Regions from separate parts of the Mus musculus genome. Here region 2 is linked to region 1. Evidence: chromatin loops called from intact Hi-C (ENCODE). Cell type or tissue: heart. All regions are shown on one strand. Each heading gives the region's core, and the rest is flanking DNA. Links, peaks and the distances in the headings are about the cores only. Region 1 overlaps Gm30717 (a long non-coding RNA gene). Region 2 overlaps Il4ra (interleukin 4 receptor, alpha).

The links. Hi-C counts contacts between places; a loop is a spot of excess contacts. Peaks named below come from ENCODE experiments on the same cell type or tissue, not always from the same donor. Only the 100,000 strongest peaks of a DNase experiment are listed, where the experiment ranks them.
Region 2: it touches region 1 in a loop (6-fold over the local background); 9 of 42 quality-filtered maps call a loop at or near these places.

The regions. Positions count from the first base shown.
Region 1 is chr7:125,414,203-125,424,648 of GRCm38, forward strand. Gm30717 (a long non-coding RNA gene) reads right to left here. Exons shown (of 4, transcript XR_378487.3): 2 at 3,846-3,917; 3 at 3,649-3,732; 4 at 3,160-3,469. Among named protein-coding and RNA genes, the nearest start is that of Gm30717, 9.5 kb to the right of the region's middle. In heart, for the core only: a CTCF peak has its summit at 6,169 (motif pointing right); no DNase peak of the experiment used is centred there.
Region 2 is chr7:125,578,069-125,588,514 of GRCm38, forward strand. It overlaps Il4ra (interleukin 4 receptor, alpha), which reads left to right. Exons shown (of 11, transcript NM_001008700.4): 11 at 1-1,406. Among named protein-coding and RNA genes, the nearest start is that of Il21r, 20 kb to the right of the region's middle. In heart, for the core only: no CTCF peak of the experiment used is centred there; DNase peaks (open chromatin) are centred at 2,743 and 3,503; H3K4me3 peaks cover 637 bases; H3K27ac peaks cover 264 bases; H3K27me3 peaks cover 478 bases.

The DNA of each region.
Region 1 (10,446 bases), core at 4,735-7,234:
TTGTTTTCTTTTCTTTTCTTTTTGGATTTTTATGGTTTTGGTTGGTTGGTTGGTTGGTTGGTTGGTTGGTTGGTTGGTTGGTTATTTTTGTTTTTTCAAGACAGGGCTTCTTATATAACATTGGCTTTCTTCGAACTCACTATGTAGACCAGGCTGGCCTCAAACTCACAGAGATTCGATTGCCTCTGCCTCCTGAGTGCCAGGATTAAAGGTGAGTGCCACCACCATGTTGGTTTTCAAAAGAATGCATTTAACTGTGATTTTTACAGTGGTTTAGCTTTTAGTGGTGGCTATATTCAATAGCTGGTTCACTGGCTTCCTGAACAAGCGGTAACCAGATCCTGTTGGCTGAGAGCAGCCAGGTCAAGCTCTTCCACTCTCTCCAGCTGCTGGTCACAGGGCTGCAAGCCTCAGAGGTCACCACTATCTGGGGGCTGTCTTCAGGAGAACAGCTACACACACACACACACACACACACACACACACACACACACACACACACACACACATCACCATCACCATCATCATCATCATCACCATCACCATCATCATCTTCCAAGGTTGGTCACAGCTGGAGGACTGTGGCACTACAGAAGCATGGGCCAATTTTAGGGCCTCATTGAAGGATCACCCAGCTCCAGAGCTCTCTAGGAGGCTGCTCCCCACCTGCCTGGTCCTGTATCCTCCCTCTGCTCCCTGCGAGCACAGGTTCAGGGGAATCTGCCTAGGACACTTCATCCCAGACAGTCTTGGTAGAGAGTCTGTGTCTCTATGAACTTTCGTACTGGACAAAGTTACAGCACAGCACTATCTGCAGCTTTTTGATTGGACAGCAAAGGAGAAGAAGAGAGATCTCAGAGGGTCTCATTTCTGCTCACAGCTCAGTGGTCAGAGTCACTACCTACTTTCCTAAAATGAGAGAACTAGAATCCCCAGCAAGTAAAAATAGCAAAGGTAGTTGTCATTTACAAGGGTGATAGTCAACTTTCTGTTATACATATATCTAAGATAATAAACTTATAGAAAGAGGCATGGTGGCACCTGCTTTTATATCAGCACCCCGGAAGCAGAGACAAGAGGATATCTGTGAGTTTGAAGCCAGCCTTGTCTGCACAAGGAGATATAGGATAGCCAGGACCATGCTACTTCATAACTGAAATTTTACTACTGTATAAACCATAATTTAAATATCTGTGTTTCCTGATGTCTTAGCCCTGTGAAAGGGGGTCAAGGCTCACAGGTTGAGGACAATTTCTGTCCACAATCAGCTGTTCCCATTCCTTTATGTGACATCAGATCACAGCAGGACAACGTAACACAACAAAAGTAAGGGTTTGAACCCCTTGTTGGCCAAACATTAATCTTTTCCACTTCTTTTGGTAAGGCCCACTACCTGTCTATGGAAATGCCAAGTGACCTGGAGCTTGGGACCCAGAAAACATTCAGATCTGCAGACCGGAGTGAAAGAGGCAAGGATGGCTCAACCAGATAGGAACAGGCCAGCGTGACCACAGTGCTGGGGTGCCCCAATGGTCCAGGCCCAAACTCATGACCACCCCAAGGCCAAGAGCAATGCTTGGCATAGATTAGGCACAAGTTAATACCTGTCAACAATCTCAGTTCACTGTTAATACACAGTGAGTCACTGAAAACACAGTGGCTTAAAGCCACCGTCACTTACTTTATCTAGCTCATCATTTCCTAAGTTTTCTGGGCTGGCTCATGGAGGTGACAGGCTGCTTCCAGGGAACATCAGCCAGGCCAGTCCTACTGTGCTCCACTGGCAGTCCTACTGTGCTCCACTGGCAGTCCTACTGTACTCCACTGGCAGGCTCACCATCCCATAGGCTAGCCCAGCCCCTTCTCGTGAACCTACAGGCCTTAAGAGAGGGACAGTCGTTGGGAGCTTTTGGGTACTTTTCCAACCTCTGGTGTCACATCGGCCCCATAACCCAAGCTCATCATGGAACCAAGCTGAAACTTAAAATGTGGAGTACCAACAGGCTTTTACTTCCTCCCGGGAGAGTTACACCACTGCAAAGACAGACACCCTAAAAGAAAAAGGATTTGTGACTGGAACCTAGAGACCACCCAGATCTTCAGTTCTGTGAGTTACCACCTTCTATAGTGATTAGGGATAAAGTCAGTGGGTAGGTGACTGGGCACAAAAGGGGGAGGGAGCAGCTGAAAGGATGCATCCACACGGAGCCCCTGAATTCCACCTTTCCTCAGAGCCTCTTCTATTGTTCTGTCAGTGATGAAGGTCAGAAAGAAGAGTAGAGCAACAAGGGAGTGTCCGACCAGAAAGGAGTTGACAGAAGTCAGGAGTTAGCCAGGTCTGTGTGTACACCCTTCCCATACATAACCTTCCCCAAAGCAGGCCATTGTGGGCAGTTGTCCCCTCTGTCCCAGGGTCTATACCCTCTGCCCCTTGCCCATGCAGACCCTGTTCCTGGTCCCTCTGAGCCGTGTGAGCTTCGAGATGCTGAGGAGTCTAATCGCTATGGTGATTACTAACAGCCATTACATTAAGTTTTAAAATGTTCCCTTCAAATTGAACAATGTTTTTTCAAAGTCAACAGCTGGTTCACAGCTTGAATGCAACCGTTAGGATAAATTAAATAAAAAGGGTAATAAAATCACAGTCTAAATTTAATTTCTGAAGAGTGCACAGGCTCAAAAAAAAAAAACGGCATTTAAAAAAACTGCCTTTAAAATACAGCTTGAAAAGCAGAAGTTAATTCACTCGCTGATTATACCAGCTAATGCACACACTGGTGCAATTAACCACATAACTGCCCTGGTGTAGACCAAACTTCAGGCTCACTCTTGAGCATCTATAATATAAGGTTCTGTAATATAAGCCTCAGGGTCCTCTTGGGTAGGGGTTCTGTTCGGGGTCTTGTGAGTTCAGAAATCTTTGCGCCTCTATTCCCAGCACTGAAGAGACAGAAGGATTTCCAATAGGTTAAATGCAAACCTAGGCTGTGTGGCAAAACCTTGTCTCCAGGTGGGGGGGGGGGATATAGAGTGAGTTCTCATTCCTTAGGAAAATAACACTAGTGGTAGTGATGGCCAGTAGGACCTCAATCCCACAGTACCGTCCCTTGTCTGTGGTTATCTGCAACTTTCCTGGCAGGAGGCAGAATGGCAGGGTCCCCTCTGCATATGCGCCTATGTACTTGCAAATTCATCTACAGAACCCTGAGACCTAAGGACAATTCACTGAGTGACCCACATAAAGAGACCTTAGCCCCTCAGCCAGGCAACCTCACCCTCCACACTTTGGAGTCAGCAGGAGCTCGAATCCCTCATCTGCTGGACAAATGATTGGGTTGGCCAGCTGGGCCCAGTGTCCTCTGTGAAGAGGGAAGTCGGTCTGACCTTCCCAACATGCTGTGTGGGCTTACAGAGCCTCTGCTTGGAAGACACCCGGAGACATGGAAGGGAGCAGTGAGATGACAAGTCCCTGTGACGGGGATAAACAACGAACAAGGTCAGAGAGTAATATACAAAGAATAGGAAAAGACAACTGGTAATTTTAGGAAAGCCAAGGAGGGACTGGGGTGGGTGGGGAGGGAGAAGGCTGTGATTCTAAATGAGGTATCCAGGAGGAAGCACCCGAGAAAAGGAACTTGGAACACAGACCTGAGGAGCAGAGGGTCAGCTGTGGAGATGTCTGAAGTGATGCTGGCGAAGGGATCATGCAAAGGTCCTGAGGCAGGAGTGGTGCTAAAGAGACCAAGAAACACCAAGGGTAATCAGAGGAAGTGGGAATGATGGCAGAGAGCAAGAGGACTAGGGTGAGCGTCCTTCTCCTGATCTCTCTCCACGGTTTTAGTTACCTGTAGTCAGTGCTCTTAACTGCTGAGCCTCCATCTCTCCAGGCCCCTTAGTTGCCTCTAGTCACCTATGCTCTGAAAAGATTACAGGAGAAGTCACACAAAGAGCACGTAAGATTTAAATCACACACTAGGGGCTGGACAGTTGGCTCCCTGGTTAAGAGCACTTACTGCTCTTACATAGGACCCGGGTTAGGTTTCCAGACCCTGTGGCAGCTCACAACCTTCTGTAACTCCTTTCCTGGGGAATCTGTTGCCCTCCTTAAGCCCCAGGTACATACAGTGCAAATACATGAATGCAGGCAAGTACTCGTACACATAAGATAAAAATGAATAAATCTTTTCAAAGATAGTATTAAATCATGTGCTATTCTGAGCAGCATCTGCAGGAGGTTGAATGAGAAACCACCCCATGACCCCACCAGCCCACTCTTCCACCCTTCACCCGACTCCTCTACCACCTCACTCCCCCATCCTCACCAGCCTACTCCTCCAGCACCTCCACCCCAGTACCCACCCCACCCTAGTCTCAGGCAGCTGTTTGGAGAGCTTAGGAGGTGTGGCCTTGCTGGAAGGAGGTGTGGCCTTGCTGGAAGGAGGTGTAGCCTTGCTGGAAGAAACGCGCCTGAGATCATGCTGTGAGAGTTGAAGTCCTTGAGCCACTTCCAGCTTGCTCTCTCTGCTTCAAGCTTGCAGCTGAGATGTGAGCTCACAACTCCCTCTCCTGCTGTTGTGCCTTCTAAGTGAGGCCAGGCTTGTGCTGCCATGGTGGACTCATATCCCTCTGGAACCATAAGTCCAGATAAACTATTCCTTCTATAAGTTATCTTGCTCAGGCCGTTTTTATCACAGCAACTGGAAAGTAACTAGCACGGCATCTCGCCCGGACCGTGGCTCAGCGTTGTCTGTGTGCCCTGCGTCTATGCTGGGTATTCTGCTCATATCTGTGACTCACTTAGCCATCTCAATTACCAGACTGACTATGCGGGTCTCAGTGCTAGTGTTCAATAACCCTCAGTCCACTTAACAACAGCTCAGAGAGCAAGAGTATTCAAGGGAGGGGCCTAGCATGAAACACAGGAGAAGAGATCCCTTCTTGTGCTCTGTGTTAATACCACAGGTCACTCAGGAAACATAGGCATGGTGTGTAAAGGCTTGAGGCAATGGCATGAGGCATCCACTGAGGACTTGGGACATAGTCTCTACTTATAAGGGAGACTACCATAAAATCTGATTCAAAGGCTAATTCAGTTATTCATTAGAACTTACTGAGTGTTTAAAATGTATCAGAGAGTCCACATAAGGGCCCACTGAAGAAGGGGATGCAGCAAGGCCAGCAATGGACAAGCAGCTAGGTAGCAAGCACTCAGCAAGGTTAACAAATGGCTGGCAAGATGGCTCATCAGGTAAAGGTGCTTGCCACCAAGGCTGACAACCTGAGTTCAATACCCAAGGTCTACACAGTGGAAGGAAAGAACCAATTCCCACGAATTGTCTTCTGACTGCTATGTGTATGACATGGAATGTTTGGACATACACAGTAAATAAATGTAACTTTAAACATTTAAAATGTCAACTAAAAAGTGAGAAGAAAAAAGAAGAAAGGAAGGAAGGAAGGAAGGAAGGAAGGAAGGAAGGAAGGAAGGAAGGAAGGAAGGAAGGAAGGAAGGAAGGGAAGGAGGGAGGAAGGAAGGAAGGAAGGAAGGAAGAAAGGAAGGAAGGAAGGAAGGCAGGCAGGCGCTAGCTGGCAGAGCTCCTAGAGCTGAGGAGGTCAGCTCATAGACAGTCTTAGAACTGTGTCCTACCTCTGATTCTCCCCTAAGTGCAGATGTAGCCTCAGTGTTGGAAAATCTGGTTTTGAAACCAATGGAGCCCTAACTACCAAAGTCCTCTTTGATGGAGTTCTTCATTAATATCTTTCCAAGCATCTAAACTAGAGACTACCTCAAGATTGTTCTCTCATCTCTGGGAAAGCTGTGACTTTGTGGACAGGAGTGTGAGCAGGGGACTCCCATGCACAGGACCAGGGAGAAGCCACAGCTAACAAACAGAATGGATTCCTGCAATTTATCCTTCCACCTCTATGGAGCCTTGACTAGACAATGGATCAGCTACAGCAGGATGGGTGTGTGCCTTCGTGTGTGTGTGTGTGTGTGTGTGTGCATTTCCGTGTGTGTGCATTTCCATGTGTGTGCATGCAGATGTATGCATTTGTGTAGTCTCCTATATGCAAATTGGTACACCCACTACCACCACCCCATTGCAGCTTATTATATCTGTTTACTCATTTCTTGTTTCTCTCCAGCCTGGGCAACACTACCCAGATTGGCCACAAGGGGGCTCCCATGGCTGCCCTTTGCCCTTTCCTCCAATCAACATAGTGGGTCTCAAAAAGGGAACATGCCAGGAACACACAATGGGTTCAGACCTTCACCTTGCATAAACATTCCCATCTCCAATGCCCCATGCCCCACTCTCCATTTCTCCTCAATGTCACTCATAGAAGTCCTGCTCCAGGACTGGATGGGGGCGGGAGGGGAGGTCACAAAATAACTTGAGGTCTCCTGGATTTTAGTCGTTTCCACACTGGCACCTACTAGGTTCATTTCTGTGTATGTGTTCTTTTTAACTCTGGTGTCCCTGGAAACTATTTTTCTGCATCTGAGCATAGGAACTAAAACAAAGTGTGAGCAGTGTGTTACCACTCCTCCTTCTCCTCCTCCCCCCACTTCCTCCTCCCCCCTCTCCTCCTCCCCCCCTCCTCCTTCTCCTCCTCCTCCTCTTCCTCTTCCTCATCCTCTTCTTCCTTCTCTTCTTCCTCCTCCTCATCTTCTTCCTCCTACTACTCTCCCTCCTCCTCCTACTCTCCCTCTTCCTTTACCTCTCCCTCGTCTTCCTCTTCCTCCTCAATCCTGGCTGGCGGAAACTCCATGTTGAATGGGTTCCACCTCTGGCTGAAGCACAGGACAGATTGGAGGGAGATGTCACTCAAAGTAGTGAGCACAGAGAGACTGAGGCTGAAAAACGAGGTCTGATTCACTAGGCCTGGACCTGAAGGTGCCTTAACCATGAACTGACCAACACCTGAAATGGGCAGATTCGATGCTGCTTCTGATGCCATGGGCCTATGGCAGTGCTGAAGCCATGGGCCTATGGCAGTGCTGAAGCTAGCCCCAACCACCCAACCTCAGCAGACCAACAGCAGGTGACAGTAAATAGGAAAGAAAATGGCCACACTGGGGAGAGGGACTAAAACAATAACAAGATCAGGTCACCTCCTAAGTTCATCTTCCAGGTTCAAAGGGAAGGCAGGAGGTATACATGGCTAACAGTCCTCGCCAGGGTGGGGTCACCCATCACAGACCATCAGTGTCCAGGCTCCAGGCTCTCCTGCAAGTGAGAGTTAGGTGGCCTAACAAGTTTGTCAGAACTGTGTGGACTCTCTTCCGGATAGAGACTGAGGCCTCTATCAACTTCAGCCTTTTCCTTTCCAGGTGGTGAGATTCCTGAGGAAATGCCAGTTTCTTGGATACATTGTCTCAAAAGACAACAGGAAGGCCACGAGAATCTCTTCAAAATGTAGCTCCTCCTGCCAATCTCTTCACATTTCTAAATCAAATAACACCCTTATCAGTGCAGCCACCATGGCTCCCCGCATCAGTGTAGCCATCAGTGTAGCCACCGTGGCTCCCAGAGTCCCTCCTCTCCTCTCTGTGATCTTATGGACACTCCAGGATTTGGTTTCAGTCCATGGGGCTACCATTCTCCCATTCCTTATTTGAAGCTATAAGGTAGAACCTAAAAGAGACTTTTGTCCTTCTTGCCTACAATCCAAGGCTCTTTCTGTCACTACTGGCTGTGAGGCCTGGAGGAAGTTGCTAAGTTTCTCTGTGCTTCAATGTCTTTATCTGTTAAACGGGGGGGGGGGGGGGGGGGGGGGATGAGACCTATGGGTGGGTGTGTTAAACTAGGGAGAGCTGTGCCTGGCACTCAGCAAGTTGCTGGTCAGTGCTTGCCAACAAGGTCACCACGGTCTATAATGTCCATCAGCACCTGCCCTTGGGAAGATGACAGGCAGTCCCAAGGTTCCTCTGCATGGTTGCAGGCCTGTTTCAGGTTCAATGGACTACAACCCAAGCTTCAAGGACAATGAGTCTATTCCTGCTGACATCTAAGAAGGCCCTTTTGCAAAAAAAACCATAGCTGTGTCTTTGTCTTGTCCAGCTATATCCCCCCTCTGTGGTGCTCTGATGTGAGTGTCCTTGATCCCTAGGCTTTTGTTTGGTCCCTGGTAACGCTGTCTTGGGAGAGGCTGAGTATTTTAGGAGGTGAAATGCTGGGTATTTTAGGAGGTGAAATGCGGGGCAGGGTAGGGTGGGGACCCTCGGTGAGCACAGGCCCTTCTGCCCTATACTTCCTGCCTGTAGTGCCATGAAGAATGGCCACCACCACACATTCCACCACTGTGATGTTCTGGCTGAGCACAAAATGCCCAACGACCAAACACCGTGAAACCATGATTCAAAGCTGACCCTCCCTCTTGGATGTCGAATCTATAACATATATTGTTCCAGCAACAAGTAACTAGACCCTCCCCAAAGCTCACACATCCAGCGGCCTTACTAGTATTACTATACAAAATTTAATTTAAAGAGAAACGTCCAGAGCCTGGCAGTGTTTCGTTCTCTTTGCAGACTCCCACACTATGCTGCTGTACTGTCCATCTCTATGCTGCTGGTGGCTGCCATGGAGTCTGCACTCAGCATCTCACTACTGTGGAGTGGATAGGTGTGGCTTCTTTCCAAGGAGAGAACTGGGAAGCAAGGAAGGCACTGCCCAGCCTGTGGGTTTAAGGAGGCCCTTGCTCTCAGTTCTGTAGGTGCATAGGGTCACTACTGAGCAGAAGGACCTCTTAAAGGGCCGTATCCTGAATATCTTCCCTCTTCTCTTCCTATTCCTGGTCCTGCTTTCTCACCAGACTTTCTGTCAGATCCCAACATATCTGAATCCTCTTAGAATTTGCTGGGCCGACGTTTGCCTGACTGCCTAATAGAATAATAGTGTAACAGGAAACATTTCCTTCAACCTAACCTCCTGCTAAGCACATGGTCATGTGACTTCCCATTTTACAACTTCTGAGGTATAGAGAGGTTAAGGGGCTGGCCCAAAGTCACACAGCAAGAAAGTAACAGATTTGAACCTGTCATCCCACTCCCTCTGTCAAGCCCTTCCAGGAAAAGTGCTGCCTGGCTGTAAGAGTCACAGGAAATGGGAACTGCAGTCACTAGATTAATAACTCACTAGTAGACCTCACGACCACTGAATCATCTTAGAACCTAGTTATCATTAGTAGCATCTGTGTCTGTTTTAATAATTTCATGATTGCTAAGAAAGACCTGGCCATCAAGCTGTCGCTCCAGGTCAGGTGACATGGCAGAGCTCATGTGACCCTCTGTACAACAGAATTAGATGGCATTATTGTTTTCTATTTTACAGGTGGGGAAACCAAGACACAGAAAGTGAAATAAGTTGCTCACGTCACACAGAGAAGCAGAGAGTAAATGAGAACTCAGTAAGGGGTAGAGATGTAGGAGGTTGGGAGGAGAGGACAGAACAGAGCTGACTACACACGCCCAACCCACCTACCAGGCTCTGGAAATGGATGAGACCCACTACCATTTGTGGTCAGGCGCTGACCCTGGCTCCTCTTTCCTCTCTGAATTCCATGAGAATAGCTGTTTTCCTCAGAATCCCTACCCACTCCCCCAGAGACAGCAGTCTTCCAACAATAAGAAGCAGATGTTCTCCTCTTTAGCTTTAAGCCAAGAGACAATTCATGAAGTTCCAAAAATCACGTAACATACCATAATAATCCCATGACATCACTCACACATAATAACTGTCAGGTCCCGACCCCCAGGATGGCAGTCCGGGCTCAGTTCCGGCTGCACCAGCACTCCTCTGAAACCGAGCAAAGTGGGTTTCTGTTTGCCAGGGAGAGCCATTGCTTTCTCTCTCTTACCTCTTTGCCAACCTCCTTAGGGTGCAGCTAGTTCTCTAGTCACCCCAACAAACCTCCAAAGACCAAAGCCTCCCCCCCCCTCACCGCTGCAGCATAACCCCTTTAACTGGCAGGGCTCCCACCATCCCCTGCCATCCTCTCTGCTCTTCTCCAGGACCAAGGTAACCAAAGACAGACACAAGATGTGGAAAGGAGGGAGGGAAGGGGATAGTCTCTCAGTGTCCCTGAGGCTGACTGAGGACAAGAGCAATGGGTAGGAGCTGGGTCCTGCAGCAGGGGCGGGGTGGGGCATGGACGGGCTCATATATTTGCAAGAGTGAAGCAATGATACCTGGAGTTCCCTGCAGTGTACAGTAGGTAAGAGGGACTATTGTTCATCTTTCTCATTGCTATGACCAAATACCCAACAGAAGCTGGTTATTGAAGGAAAAAGGATTTTTTTTTTTTTGGCTCATAGTTTCGGAGGGTTTGGACCATCATAGCAGAGAAGGTACGGTGGGGGCGCTCGGCTCACTGGCAGGGCTCCCATCATCCCCTGCCATCTTCTTTGTTCTTCTCCCTCCCTTTTCTCTCCGCCCCTCC
Region 2 (10,446 bases), core at 2,233-4,732, 160 kb after region 1:
TTTAAGGGAATGACTTGGGAATGGGGCAGAGCTGTGGCTACTCCATCTCTCATCCTTACCCTCCTGCTACCACAGCTTGTGCCCATGTGTGCCTGCTCAGGGGAGGGGTCCTCCTCTTTCCCTCTCCTTTAGGCAGAGTGCTAGAGGTGTTGGATGCTCCTTAGCACGCAGAGGGCGTGACACTGGCTGCTAAGTGTTGTTGAATGTGTCAAGGCATTGACATCAGTAGGCCCCACATCTTAGGCAGGGGATTTGGGGTGTGGCAACCTGCCAGGCCAGCAGAGAACTTGAATATGATGTTCAGAAGGAAAGACAGAGACAGGTCACTTAGGGAGGCTTGAAGGAGGCCACTTTTGAGATGAGCCCGTGGTATCTGCAAAAAAGCCTGGAAGAACTCAGAACATGCAGCAGATGGCTCATGTCTGAAGTTTGAGGCACAGGGATCTGGTGTGGTCACAGCATCAGAGAGAAGGGTCCTGGCATGATGGGGACTGGTGTGCAGTTGGATACTGGTATTCTGCCTTAGTTCTGCCTCTTGAGAGGTGGTCCAGTAGAAGCCAGCCTCAGACTTTCACATCTCAGAACAGTCTTTTCAAAGACAAGGTCTCAGTGTGGCTCAGACGGGCCTCTAGCATCACTCGGTCTCCTGAGTGCTGGGATCACAGGTGTGTGCTACTACACCCAGCTTCCCAGAGCAGTCTTACCACAGCCCCTAAGCAGGGGAGGAGAGGAAACGGAGCCATCCAAGATCTACCTCCTGTGGGCATCCCTCCTGCCTGGCTGAAGGAGAAGTCTGGGTTTAAAATCCCCATTGCTCAGATTTGTATCCTGGAGGGAAGTGACTCCCACAGGAATGAACTGACTGTCCCAGGAAATTCTTCCCGCTGTGCCTTTAGAACTTCCTCTGTAAAGTACCTCCCTTCAGCTGGTGGTGCCTGTCTTTAACAGTGGCTGACAGCCAGGGAGTTTGAGGCTAGCCTAGGCTTTGACAGTGAGATCCTGTTCAATAAACGCAGCTTCCCAGTCCGGCACTTGACCTTCAAGCTCTGACCTCTGGATTAGCCCAGGATTTCTTCACTGGTCCTCCACCTTCCACCCCCTTCCACTGCTTATACCCGCTCCCATCATTTCCAACCCAGGAAGCTGCTAAGATCTATGTGGTAGCCCTGGCTCCATTACCACCCTCTCCCCATCTCCTGGGTGACTGAGGGAACTAAGGTACAAGCCCGAGGAACTTGGGATTCCCTGCCCTGCTGTTACCTTGCCTCCTGTCTGCCATCATTAACATAGGAGGTGCCAGCCTGTGCCGTCCTGGCTCCCATACTCACTACCTAAGGCTACCTGTTGGGAATTCCAACCCTCACCAGTCCCATCTCTTCATTCTATTAAAATTACTTATCAAGCAACTTCTCTCAGAGAGACAATTATTAAATTTTCTCAGATCGTGAGCACAAATCAAAATTTTATTTCGAATTTGCAGAATAAGAATCAGGACTCATGGAGAAATGTATGTGCTAGTTATATTTCGCAACTGGTGAAAGACCCAGAGAATCAGCCTATAGGACAGACCTGTTTTGGCTCATAGTTCAGTGTATTCCTTCCACCATGGTGGGGATAGCATGGTGGCCTCAGTGGCTCTCTGCTGGGGAAAGAACTTGCACTGGGGTTTGTCCGTACCCTAGTGAAAGGAACTGGAGGTGGCCATCGCCTTCAAGGCCCACTGGTGTCACTCTTCTGCTAGAAAGGCCCAGTGTCCAAAAGGTTCCACCATGTCCTGGAACAATGTCACCACCTGGGAACCAGGTGTTCAAAACACGAGCTGTGGGTGCACATTTTATAGCCAAACCATAGGACACTGGCTCAAAGCTCAATCCGAGGAAGGAGCTTTGTAAGCAAGTGACTGTGTACAACGGCTCTGCCCCACAGAGCCGTGTGCTGAGATAGAAGCTGCCGAGACTGCTTCCTGTGCTCTCACCCTGTACCACGCACAAGTGAGTTATAAAGAAAAGAGGCTTTTTTCAGTTCATAATTCTGAGGTCAGGAGGTGGAATCTAGAGATGGCCTTGCTGATGGAGCCCTCAGGGGAGTCAGGGCACCCCATAGGAGAACATGTGTGTGTGCTCATGTATGTGTGTGGTGTGTGTGTGTGCTCATGTATATGTGTGATATGTGTATGCCTGTGTATGTATGTGGTGTGAGTGTGTGTTCATGTATGTGTGTGGTGTATGTGTGCTTGTGTGTGTGTGTGTGTATGTGCAAGCACACTCGTGTATGCATGTGGTGAGTATGTGTGTGCTCATGTATGTGTGTGGTGTGAGTGTGTGTTCATGTATGTGTGTGTGTACAAGCATGCTCATGTATGCATATGGTAAGTGTGTGTGTGCTCATGTATATGTGTGATGTGTGTGTGCTTGTATATGTGTGTGGTGTGTGTGTGTTCATGTATGTGTGTGGTGTGAGTGTGTGCTTCTATTATGTGTGGGGTTTGTGTGTGGCATGAGTATATGTGTGTGTGCTCGAGTATGTGTGTGGTGTTTGTATATGTGTGTGTTCATGTATGTGTGTATATGCATGTGTACTTGTATATGTGTGTGGTGTGAGCGTGAGTCTGGTTTCTGTGTATAGTCCTTATGATTCCAGGGCCTGCTCTAATGAGTTTACCTAACCCTGATCCCCTCCCAAAGGCCTCTCTAAATACCACAGTGACTAATTTCCTCCTCTTAATCCCTCTCCACAAGCATTCACATCCAGTCAAGTTTCCCAGGGGGACACACCAGATTCAAACCACACAGGAAATGCTTCCCAGTACTTAGCCAGGTTCCTTGGAATGCAGCTGGTTTGACTGAGGAGTTGAAATTTTCACTTAAAATGAACAATTTTATTTAAGTTTATTGGCATCTAAGCTTTGTTTCTGTGTGTTTTTGTCAACAGCCTCCACTAAGAGAGGACAGGGAAAGATCTAGAAAAATGAAAAAAGAAAGGACCCAAGGGTTGGTGTGATGTCTGTAGAGGGTTCCTGCGCGTGGCGGGCGCAGCCACCAAGGTGTTGTGAGCTGGGATTTTCCCAGCAGCCCCCGCTGTGCTGGATGCCCTGGAAGCCACGATGATGCTTTAACTTGGTGGAAGAAAACGCTGTTTGCGCTTATTCTGGTTCCGGCCTCGTGGGCTGCCGCGGAGCGCGCGTAGCCTGTTCAACTTTCCTGACATAAATTTCCCACTTAAGTCATTAAGTCAAAACCAAAAAAAAAAATCCCAGACCACAGGGCACGGTTCTGTTCACCGCGGGTGCACTGCGCGCTGTGGGTTCACAGCGCCGGTGACGTCGCGGATTTGCGGTGATACCACACTGAGCTCAAGAGACGTCAGTGTCCGTGGGACCGTGGACATGGCGTGACACCACTCTGGGGTGAAACGCGGGAAAAATGAAGGCAGGAGCAAGTGATGCCCAGCAACTCCTGTGTCCAGAGGGAGGGGAAGGGAAGGGCCGTGCCTCAGTCCCTGCTGCCCCCTGGTGGCCCGCACTGTCTCAGCACCAGCCTGCGTTCCTGGAACTCCCCAACTGCGGCCCAAGTAGGTGCAGCCCAGCTTCTGCTTGTCTCTGACAATGCTCCTGCTCTGGAGAACAGCACAGACATTCAGGATACCCTAAACCCAACTGTCTGGCACCGGGCCAGTCTGCAACTTATCTGAGCTCACATATGCATCTGTAATTGACACCTGTCTCACGAGCCCGTGGTGAGAATTAAATACATCACCACTTCAGTGAGCCCCTGGAGTGGCTCTTGCACACAAAACTCTTTAAAAGCATCTGCTAAGCTTATTCTTGATGTCCGACTGAGTGCGTCTGGGCAGTGCGGGAGTTGAGCAGTAAATTATGCTCAAGGAAAATGGCACCCTTAATCCCAAAGACAGCACAAGTCCAGGATAAAATGTGCCCCGCTGTCACCACCCTGTGTCTGCACATGTCCCCATCTCGCCATAGGCTATGTGCAGAGTGACTCTTGGCTGTTTTTCCTTTACAGTGCTGGGGTCATGAGCAGAGGTCCTCACAGCAGGCAAGAACTCCACTGCAGAACCACCCCAATCCCTCTGCCATTACATAGCACCAACTTCTCATAGGTCCAGGTCCTCTGTCCCAGCTCCTTCCATGCAGACCCAGATCCAGGCCCTCATATAGAGCACCACTCTGTAATGTTATGACTTTGTGGTCTGGGCACACATCTGTATTGCACACTGTCCTTTGTGTCTGTCCCTTGGGCCTCTGATGAGTTCTGGCTACTCTGACTTACCCTCCTTGCTACAGTTCTGCCATGATTTCCAGCTGACCACCGAGGCCCAAGTCACTCTACATGGTTTTTTGTCCTTTGCTACCATGGGACCACAGGCCACACTGACAGTCCTCCCTAATCAGGAAAAGCAGCAGGAGAAAGTCCTTTGCCGTTTTCTTTCCACTCTGCGTGTAATGTATGGTGCTTTGTCGTCCACACTGTGGTCATGAAGAGACAGTATCGAGATGGAAGATAAAGGCAAATGAGGTGCGGCAGAGAGGGAAAAGTCCTCGAACGCATCATCTAATCGTCAAACCCTGCCTCCTGAGTCTAAAGCCATGTGCTTTTGTTTAAACAGAAATTCCTTTGCAAAGGTAACCCAATCTTCAGTGTTGTAGCGGATGGAACAAGGAACTCTGAAGCTACCTTCAACTAGGCATGCCCTAGTTCCTGGAACCTGTGCACATGTTTATACTTTCAGGGAAGCAATGAATGTTACAGTCAGAATAAAAATTACAGTACCAACCCAGGGGCCTCCTTCTTCCCTGCAGCCACAGGGTGGGGAGGGGGGAGGGAAGGGGATGTGGTCCACTTCAGTCTCTTCCTCCTCCTTTGGATTTCTCCTTCCTCTTTCTTCTTTTACGCCCCCATCCTCTTCCTCTTCTTTCCCCTCTTCCTCCTCTCTTCCTTTCTCTTCTGCCACCTCTTCGCCCACTAAGTTAATTACAATCCTTTCTAAATCTGGTCCTACAGAGACAGGCACCGTGACTTGTAAATGAATGACGGATGGACTGATGTCTCCCACTGTCTCTTCTCAGTGCCCTTGTGTAAACCCCAGAGCCACCCACAGCATCTGTTGGGCATCTTCACAGCCAGTGTTCAGCCATGTCAGCAGCCCAGCTGGCACAAGGCTCATGGCACATGGACAACCACAATTATGGGCACTATGGACCCTTCCTCCTTCTCTTCCAGTGGGTCTTCTCCTCCAAGGTGGGCTGCAGTGCTGAGACTTCTGACTATGGCCACACTGCCACAGAATCGTGGAGCCCAGAACCATGGAGCCTGACACATAGTAGCTGCTCACCAAAACTGTCTTGAAGCAGAACTGGGCCTCTGGTGGAGTGAGTGCAGAACTCACCGTGGCTCTCTGGCTCTCTCTCCTTGAGCCCTCTCTCAGTTCTCCTCTGCTGATCATCCACAGGGTGGTACAGCAGCCCACAGCAGGGAGTGTGGGTTTCTGTTTCAGTTGTCTGCACTTCCCTCCGATTTATGGTAAAGATACCATTTTTCCATCTTGGGGAGATGAAGTTTCTTTTGAAAATAAAGTTAATTAAATAAAACACTCAAAACTTTTTTTTTTTTAGGCCTAGAGACTAATAACAGGAAAAGTATAACAAGGGGGTTAGGAAACAGCTCTTTGGGCAAAGTGCTTGCTAAACAAGCCAGAGAACCTGACTTCAGATCCTCAGGGCCCATGTAGAACTCCAGATGGCACCACGCACCTGTGACCCCAGTATGAGGGAAGCAGCAACAGGAAGATCCCGGGGCCACCGACAGCTGGGTTTGGAGCCAGTAAGCTCCAGGTTCAATAAGAGATCCTGCCTCCAAAGGTCAGGTGCAGAGCCATTGAAAAAGACAATATTGACCTCTGGCCTTCACAGGAATATACAGGGGCACCCACACATGTGAGTACACACAAGAACACCCATGATCGCGTGCACACACACAGGGAAAGGAGAGGGATGGAGAGAGAGCACGCACACAGATACGGCATGCAGCTGTGCACACAGGAAGCAATCCACAGCCAGGTCTCCCCACACCAAGACCCCACTCCCTCACTGCTCACCACTTCCTACTCTGTGACCTGTGAACTCTTACAGCCTTAGCTAGTGTGACCCTGCCACATTATGCAGGGTTAGACCCTGGCCTCCCTGGTGGGCCTCCCTCTGTCCAGCCTCCCCACGTCTCCAGTGGCCCCTGCTTCACAGGACCCTACCCTAGCACATCACAGTCTGTCCTCTTGATAGAGTGGCCTCCTTGGGGACCAGCTTGTAACTCCCAGTTCACAGGCTTCTGTGGGCCTGATGAAACCCCCCCCCCCCAACGCTCCTGCATGTGTCTCATGCTCAGCCAATCAGAGAATTCCCTTCTCTACCTGGTACAGTGGTAGCTTTGTACAGGGAGTCATGTGGTTAAAGTTGACCATTGAGAGCATTCCCAGAACTAGTACTGGACTTACTGGGTGCTTTCTTTGGGCTCCACAGGCTTGTAGGTGACAAACCTAGTCTTCTGACACTCCTACAACCACCACTTTCTGTTCCTATCGAAGCTCAACTGTCTATGCGAATGAAAGAAGTCCCAGAACGCAAGCCTTCTACTTTGAAGGAATTCATCCCCTTGACCCACACATGCATAAAACCAACCTTTTAAAACAAGCCAGTAAACGTACTTAATTTTATCTTGGTTCAGGGTCTTACCATGGAGCCAGGTTGTGCTGGAAGCATGCTCTTGCTCCTGCCTCCCAAATCCTGGGATTGCAGATGTGCATCAGAATTCACCTTGAAAAGCCAGTTCTGAACCCAGGGAGGTGGCTCAGTTGAGAAGGTGCTTGCTTGCTTGCCATGCGTAAGGACTGCATGATTCATTCATTTTACCCATGTAAAAATCCAGGGTGGGGGTGGGGAGTGACAGGCAGATGCGTGTGCCTATGCATGTGTCTGTGTGCACGTGCTCAATAGTTAGCCTTCCTAGCCAAATGGATGAGTTCCAGGTTCAGTAAGAGACTCTGTCAATCAATCAATCAATCAATCAATCAATCAATCAATCAAGTGGAGAATAACTGATGAAGACATCTACTATCAATCCTTGGTCTTTGACCTGTGCACACACATTTGAACACCAGCATATACCTACACATGTACACACACACACACACACACACACACACACAGAGTAGTTATGTTCTTTGTAGCCACAGGACTGATTGAAGCAGAGATTAGTCTTCTGGGGAAGGGACACAAAAGCCTCAAGTTCCCTACGTAGCCAAGGACAACCTTGAACTTGATCCTGGTGCTCCATCTCCTGAGTGCTTTGAGTATAGACAGTGTGGCCTTGGTGGGTTTATGAGGTCCTGGGGACCTACTACTACCTGTAGTAGTTTGGAGACAAAAAGGCTATTTGGCTTATACCTCCACATCACAGTTCATCACCAAGGGAAGCCAGGGCAGGAACTCAGGGCAGGAATCTGGAGGCAGGAACTGAAGCCAAAGTCATGGAGGAGACTCTTCCTGGCTTGCTCCTCATGGCTTGCTTAGACTGCTTTCTCTTTCAACTCAGAACCACCCACCCAGGGGTGGTACCACCTACAGTGGGCTGAGCTCTCCCACATCAACCACTAATCAAGAACTTGCTACACAACATACCTATAGGGCAGCCTGATGGAGGTGATTCCTCAGCTGAGGGTCCGTCTTCCCAAGTAATTCCTGTCACATTAACAAAACAAACAAACAAACAAAGAAACAACCCAGAGCCTCATGAAATTATCATTCATTAAGATTGAATTCATGTAACAGAAAATGTACCATTTTAACCATTAAAAATATAGATTCCAGGGTGGTCACATGGCTCAGTCAGTAAAGTGCTGACTGAAGGGGTCTGAAGACCTGAGGTCTTGTCCCCTACACCCATGCAAAAATATCTGGATACAGTGGCAGGCCCCTTTAACCCAGCTCTGGGGATGCAGAGACAGGGGGCTTCCTGGTACTCACTTGGCCGGCCAGTTTAATTGAACTGGGAAGCTCCGGGTTCAGTGGATATAAGGTGGAGAGGGACAAAGAAAACATCAACATTAACCTTAGGCTTCCACATGCACACACGCGCGCACACACACACACACACACACACACACACACACACGCACGCACACATGCACGTGCACACAGACACATGCATAGGCACACGCATGCACACACATACATGCACACACACACACATGCACGTGCACACAGACACATGCATAGGCACACGCATGCACACACATACATGCACACATACACACACACATGCACGTGCACACAGACACATGCATAGGCACACACACGCATGCATGCATGCATGCACACACACACGCACGCACACACATGCACACGCACACATGCACACGCGCTTGCACACATGCATGCACACACAATGCACGCATGCATACGCACGCATATACACACACGCATGCACACATGCATGCACACACACGCATGCACACATGCATACGCACGCATGTACACACACGCATGCACACACACGCATGCACACACACGCATGCACACACGTGCATGCACACACGCATGCACACGCATGCATGCACACACACACATGCACGTGCACACAGACACATGCATAGTCACACACATGCACACACACGCATGCACACGCACGCATGCACACACACACGCCATCTAGCAGGATTTAGTATACTTACCCTGAACTTCCCATCGCTGTAGAACTCTGGGACAACTCCTCCTCGGCAGCTCCTCCAGATGCACCACTGCCCACCCACACCCAGCACCCAAAGCATCGCCCTCTCAGCCTCAGCCTCCATGGTTTTTCCATCTGAGGCTTTGAAAACAGAATTTTTCTCTCCATGCTCACATCCATCTTTTATCATTTATTAATTATTTGCTTCTTTGCTTGAGAAGGGGTCTCGCTGTGTTGTCCAGGCTACTCTGAGGCCCTCTCTTTTTAATATACCATTTGTATGAACTCTTTGAGACTATCACGCATGCATACCCACAGTACATTTTGATCCTATTCATCCTCAACTTCTCCCCCTGACTCCCCTCAGATTTACCCCTCACCCAAACCCACTGTTTGTTGATTGGCTGATTGATTTACATTGTTGGTAAGCCATCCTTATTAGACAACACTTGGATTGTGTGTGAAGGACTGTGATGGGGAGGAGCAGAAGGGACTTTAGTGGAACCGATCACGTTCCACATTAACAATTAATTAAATGCAGAGCTAAATTGACAGTTGCATGCCATGGGTGTGGGTACCCCGTAAAACCATCTACAGGTTGAATCTGCTTCAGACACTTCAAGGCAAAGGAGTGGGCAGACAAAACAGAGCAGGTATGTGCGCATTGGCTTTCTCATGAGACTAACGACATTTGACGTGAGTGGGTCCTTGCAAAGCCTGATGAGCGGCTCTGGCTCCTTTAAGGACTCCACAGAGGCTGCTGGGCAGCCCAGGGGGAATGGGGCTTGCTTCCAAGCCTGGCAACCTGGGACCCAAATGGTGGAAGGTGAGAACCAACCCCCACAAGTTGTTCTCTGGCTTCCACACACACACACACACACACACATACACACACACACACACACACACACTCACACACACACACACACTCACACACTCTCACACACACACTCACACTCACACACACTCACACACACACTCACACTCACACACACTCACACACACACTCACACACTCACACACACACACACACACACACACACACACACACATACACACACCTAACTGGAAATGGTTCATGTGGGACACATGCTTCTTCCTGGGACTGTGACAATGGTCTTGTGGCCTTTCAGCTCAAATGTCACCACCATCAGGAGGCTCCTAGGCCTTGGTGCAATGTCTCTTTTCTGGGTCTTCCAAGCCTGCGCTTCTTTGTTAGTCTCGGAAGGAGGCCACCACAGTGTGGGTGCTCCCTCAATGAAAGAACAAGTCGGTACACCACACCACCAACTCATCCAACTGGACACAGTCTATCCTAGGCGTCAAAGCTCTGGCCTTGTCCCCATCTAGTCTACCAGGAAGGAAGAAATGCCAACTCCTCAGGCTGTGCCTCCCTGTGGCTCTGTGTCCCTGACTCCCTTTAATGTTGACTATCAAGTGACAGTCAACCGTCACAACACAGAGGTCAGGCTCTTTCTTGTCAATTACCAACTCACAGTGCAGCCCAATTATGATCAGGAACTTGGTTGTTTCAGTCTTCTGGTGGCATGCATTCCTGCCGTCTGGCCTTGCAATGGTTTGTATATGCACAGCCCAGGGATTGGCACTATTAGAAGGTGTGGCCTTGTTGGAATTGGTATGTCACTGTGGGCTTGAGCTTTAAGGCCCTCATCCTAGCTGCCTGGAAGCCAGTATTTTGCTAGCAACC